Linked DNA regions of Homo sapiens: region 2 is linked to region 1. A link is a contact called in ENCODE Hi-C or POLR2A ChIA-PET data. All regions are on one chromosome and are shown on one strand. Each heading gives the region's core, a stretch centred on a gene start or an enhancer-like site at or near the end of the contact. The rest is flanking DNA. Distances are from core to core; before and after follow the strand shown. Region 1 has its middle 14 kb from the start of PRKAR1A. Region 2 overlaps ABCA6 (ATP binding cassette subfamily A member 6).

Region 1 (2,622 bases), core at 88-2,587:
GGATTCTGGAATGCAAATCAGCACCCAATTTCTGAATATTTTCTCATCCCTTGTTGCTGAGTTTGTCTTGCTTACTTATATCCCTCCTCTCTCTCTCTCTCTCTCTCTCTCTCTCTCTCTCTCTTTTCCTCCCTTCTACTTCCATGACATCCCTGCTCTCTGATATAAGAAGAATGAGGAAGAATAGGTTAAGAGGGAGAAGGAACACTTTCCAGCAGAGGAAATGTGCAGAACACCCAAAGATGAGCAAATTCAGGCTGGAGGACATTTAGGAAACTACAAGTAATTCCACTGGATGTGAAGCCAGAAACTGTGTGAAGGGCATTGGCAAGAGGTGAGTCTGAAGAGCTCATGACAGTGACAATAACACATGGAGAGATCTTCTGTGCCTGGAACCGTTGTGAGGTTTCACATAGATTCCCACACCCTACCCTCACAGCACCTTTTGAGGTACGTACTATTGTTGTTCCTATTTTACAGATAAGGAAACTCCGGCATACAGAAGTTACACAACTTGCCCAAGTCATGTAGTGAGGAAGAGGCAGAGCTGGGGTGTGAACGAGGACCCTAAGCAAAGCTACTGAACTTGGACTTCCACCTGAGAGCTACAGAAGACCTTTAAAGAGGAGAGGGATCTGATTGGCCTGTACTTTAGAGAGATTGTAGGATGCCAGTGTGTCCCCTGATGCCAATAACAAGACTGAAACTGAGGATGTTTGGGAGTTAACACTCGAAGAAGATGTCAACAGACATCAGAGCCAGCACAGGAAGCAAGCGGGCAGTGGCGTGGGATGGAACTAGGGCCAATTGCCAGGTTTCCAAGAACTGAGTGGGGAGCTGCCAGGATTGCAGCCAAGGCTGCAGGAGATAAGGGCATGGGGATGGCACCTAACTGGCTCAGGCTATTTCTCAAAGGCAGGAGCACCCACCAGCTTCCTTGACCCTGACTGTACCCAGTGCCTGACACCAACTTATCTTTTCCAATTTATCTCCCTGGGTTCACATCCTCCCACAACCAGAACCTATTCTGTCATTTATACCCACACGTATTCACAAAACGACCCAGGGGCATTGCAAGAAATAAATACGTAATGAAATGATGTTAAAATATGGATAAAAACAAATATTAAGACCAGAGAAAACACTCATCAGAGCAGAAATTGAGCTTTTGGGGAGGAAAGGAGAAGAAACTCAAATATTCAAGCTGTGTGGTTCCTTGCTCTTGCTCAAGTTAAGCTCAAGTTTGAAGCTAAACTTCCAGTCAAAGTGAAAACGAAGGCAAGGTCATTTACATGGTCGTTACGGAGAGAAAAGAGGAAGTGCACCAGCTGCCAAGAAAACTTGTGGCCCTTTGCTAGCAAAGGTGTGGCATGAATTTTCAAAGTGGACTGCTTTCCAATCCCTTAACCCCCCCTTTACTTCCCCCATCACACCTGTGTTTAGGTGGTTGCATCCATCTAGCTTACAAGCATGTAAGTGTCAATCAAAATCCTGCCCAAATTTTAGAGCCCATCTTAAGTAGTTTGGCACCCATGAAGAAGGTGTCTTTTCCCTCCCTGGTCAGAAGTTTTTCCCCTTAATTATTTCTCTGCCTTGTTGTTGCTTCTTTCATAGCACTCATTATATTCTCTCACATGTTACAATTCAATGTCTATGTGTCTTGTCTTTCGTGAGGCAGCATAGCCTAATGGTTAGAGCAACAGCTCAGGAGTCAACCTCCCTGGGTTCTAGCTTGCCCCTCTCTGGCTGTGTAACCTTGGGCAACATACTTGATCCATCTAAGCTTCAGTTTTTTTTCATCTGTAAAATGAGAATCATAAGAGCATCATCCTTGTTCTCTTAGCACGGCACTTGGCACATGGTAAATTATCACATTTTTATCAGCATCTTCATAATTATCATCTCATCTCCTAGGGCTGTCAGTACAGTAGCCACTAGCCACAGGGAGCTCTTCAAATCTAAATTAATTATAATCAAATAAAGCTTAAAAGTCTTTTCCTTAGGGGTACTAGCCTCATTTCAAGTGCCAGCTGTAGCTAGTGACTACCATATTGGACAGCCCAGATACAGCATATTCCCACAATCACAGAAAGTTCTAAAGTTCCCTCTAGAACGGGGACTAGCAATTTTTTTTCTGTCAACGGTCAAATAGGTAATTATTTTAGACTTTGTGGCCATAAGGTCTTTGTTGCAACCACTCACCTTCACCACTATAGTGTGAAAGCAGCATAGACAACAAATAAATGAATGGGCATGGCTGTGTTCCAATAAAAGTTGACTTATGGACACTTTAAAGTAAATTTCATCTAATTTTTATGTCACAAAATATCATTCTCCATTCGAGCTTGTTTAGCCACTGAAAAATATACAGCCAGGCACAGTGGCTCACGCCTGTAATCCCAGAAATTTGGGAGGCCTGGGCAGGCAGATCACTTGAGCTCAGGAGTTCGAGACCAGCCTGAGCAGCATGGCAAAACCCTGTCTCCACAAAAAATACAAAAATGGGCCAGACATGGTGGTGTGTGCCTATAGTCCCAGCTATTTGTGGGGCTGAGGCAGGAGGATCACTTGGGCCCAGGAGGTCAAGTGCAGTAAGCTGTGTTTGCACCACTGCACTCTAGC
Region 2 (2,622 bases), core at 52-2,551, 600 kb before region 1:
AACAAATGCACATCTAGATGGACACATTTTTTGCTATGTGCCTCATGAAATAGTTGCCCCTGGCTTACCGTATACTCACAACTTATCCCAGTTTGTATAGAGCTGGAAATTTCTCAGACAAGAGAGCATTCAGCATCAGTGATAGAAACATACCTCAGCCCTTGCCTTTTAGCTTTTAGTGGAGAAGCTGAGCAGGTTTAATTTCCTCATGGCTGCAGGCTCCATAGTGATGCTTTGGGTTGGAAAACATTATAGACAAGATTTTCTCAGCCAAGTTCCAGGATTTCAAATCTGTGCATCAATTCCATAGACTGTGACAGAACTTCTAGAACTTAATAGGCCAGAATCTTCCAAAACAATAAGTTTCATCTCTAGGCTTAGAGAGCAGAAACCATTTTCCCATTGTGGAGTAAGGAGTGAGAGTCCAGTGAGAGGAACTTTCCTTCAAAAAATGGCAGAAGACAGAATCTGCATTATCATATTATGAATGCCCCTTGTATATACGGCAGCAAGTGAATAGATGAACAAAAGAAGAAATTTGACTTTGTTCTTTCTAAGGAAAGATGATAATGCAGAACCACTTCTTAGGCTTGTGAACTAACATGGTGATTAAGGTGTTCTCACTGTGATTTGAAAAAATTATCACAAATAAAAGATCACAGCAGAAAATCAGACATGACACTGAGAAACACTGTATTTTTAAAATCAAAACACATACACGTATGATTGCATGCCTTTTATCCTTTGCTGCCATTTATGCTTAAGTTGTTATGGATTCAAATAAGGCAAGACAATATTCCAGAGGCAAGGTACGTTTTGGAAAACAAAGACTGTTCAAAATATAAAAACAAAATTACACCGCAGTGTAATAGTAAAATATGTATTTATATATTTGTAATTTCTGATTGTTTTTCCTTTGCCCTTCTTATGCTTATCTATTTCAGTATATTTATTTATTTCATTTTTCTATCACTGAAAGGAATCTACATATTTCTAGAATGGTGGAATGTCAGACTTGAAAGAAATTCAAAATTGTCTAGTATGATTTACCAAATTTTATAGTGTTGCAGGAAATTAAGGAACTAGAGAGACCGATCGGGATACAGGAGAGCTTTTATTTTAGGTGTATATCGGCTCAGCAGACATGTGTCCTGAAAGTCTGAGCCCCTAACAAAGAAAGCGAGCAACTTTTAAGCATTTTGGGGCGGGAAAAACTTGAAGCAGGAAGCAGGTTTGCAGAAGTGAGAACAAAGGCTGTTTATCATTTATGCCATGACTTGCATCTTAGGAAAAATATGAGTTGCAATTTAACTTTCACTTACTTATCTTGTGACCTTGCAGCTGCACAGCAAGAAAAACAGGGACTTACAGAACTTACAGAATATGTGGGAAGTAGATATGGTTAATGTTTCTTGGGACAGTTAGTATTCTCTTTTAACTTTAACTTCGGCGGAGGTGGGGGTGCGCAACTTAAATTCTTTTCAGCCTTGGTTAATACAGCAATTCATTCTATGAGCTATTGTTATTTTTCTGTTACTATAATTTTCACTATTATTACTTATGCCATTATTCTGTTATTTTCTTAATTTCCTACTTCAATAGAGGAAAAAATTTAGTAACTTGCTCAGAAAAACACAAAAAGTAGTGACAGGCTCAGGAATAAACTTGAAGTCTCAGACCTTATGTCATTCCTCATGTTAAAAAATATGAGACAGTAGCATGGTTGGCAATACTGATTCAGAACTTGTGCTGATGAACACATCTTGATTTCAGTAGGCTAAAAAGTTTTAAAATTATACCTCTTCACAAAGACCTCAAGCAGTTTGCACTAAAATTTGCATTTGCATACAAATAACTTATAATTTATTTCTAAATATGTGTTGAAAATATATGTTGTGAGAATTTATCATTGTACAGCTAGTATCAACTTAAACGATGCTAGTCCTAGGACTAAGGCAATTTGTTTACTCCTCACAGGATCATATGTCAGAAGGTATAGTATGTTGATATTCAATGCAGTTGTCCTTTGGTGATCTGGGATCCATTTGGAAGGACAGTGTAGGCAATGTTTCTCCATCATTGAGTGAAGCCACAGTCAGTAGTTAATTTGTTTCTAGAGTCCAGTGGAATTCCATACCCCCAGGGTTGTGGTGCTTTACTGGTACCCTAGACCCCTGCCTGATAAGGAAGTATCTTTTCAGCCTATTATGCTGTGTGGTGGAGGTATAGTAGCACATCTTAGCACACGGAGTTCTGGAGTATCCTCTCACACTGTCAAAGTTTAGACTCCTCTCTTGTTCCAGTGGATGAGAAGAGAGGAAAGAAACTGTAGAAATATGGAGGTCTGGTAGAATAAGAGGAGTCAGCTAAGTGAACTGAAGGACTTAAGAGTGAACCCCAGATTTCTCATTTGTAAAGGGAGAGATAATAAAAGTACTACATTATGGAGTTGTGAGGATTAAATAATTCATGCTAGATTATTAAAACCTGGCATTTATGTAATATTCAGTGAATTTAGCAATTATGATTCTATTTTTATTATAATCAGTACATTAATAAGATCTGGGAAAGAAAGGGTAGTGCTCAATACATACTTGGCTGATCAATTGATTCTTAAAACAA

Evidence for each region. A loop is a pair of places that touch in the nucleus more often than their neighbours do. ChIA-PET counts read pairs that join two places held with the same protein, here RNA polymerase II (POLR2A). Pooled maps may share reads with other maps.
Region 2: a pooled map shows a loop between it and region 1 (2.9-fold over the local background). The contact joins two enhancer-like sites. A Hi-C loop is called at or near these places in 1 of 50 pooled maps. POLR2A ChIA-PET finds 5 or more read pairs at or near these places in 2 of 52 experiments (GM12878 and OCI-LY7).

The regions. Positions count from the first base shown.
Region 1 is chr17:68,496,871-68,499,492 of GRCh38, reverse strand. It overlaps a transcript of PRKAR1A not described here. Among named protein-coding and RNA genes, the nearest start is that of PRKAR1A, 14 kb to the left of the region's middle. RefSeq lists a silencer at 763-946. Within about 2 kb of position 1,337, at least 17 of the 41 ENCODE cell types and tissues checked have a DNase peak (open chromatin) inside an H3K27ac peak, as active enhancers do; they include OCI-LY7, where a contact is called at or near this core.
Region 2 is chr17:69,092,155-69,094,776 of GRCh38, reverse strand. All of the region lies in intron 25 of ABCA6 (ATP binding cassette subfamily A member 6), which reads left to right. It also overlaps the pseudogene SEC24AP1. Among named protein-coding and RNA genes, the nearest start is that of MIR4524B, 6.1 kb to the left of the region's middle. Within about 2 kb of position 1,301, at least 6 of the 41 ENCODE cell types and tissues checked have a DNase peak (open chromatin) inside an H3K27ac peak, as active enhancers do; they include OCI-LY7, where a contact is called at or near this core.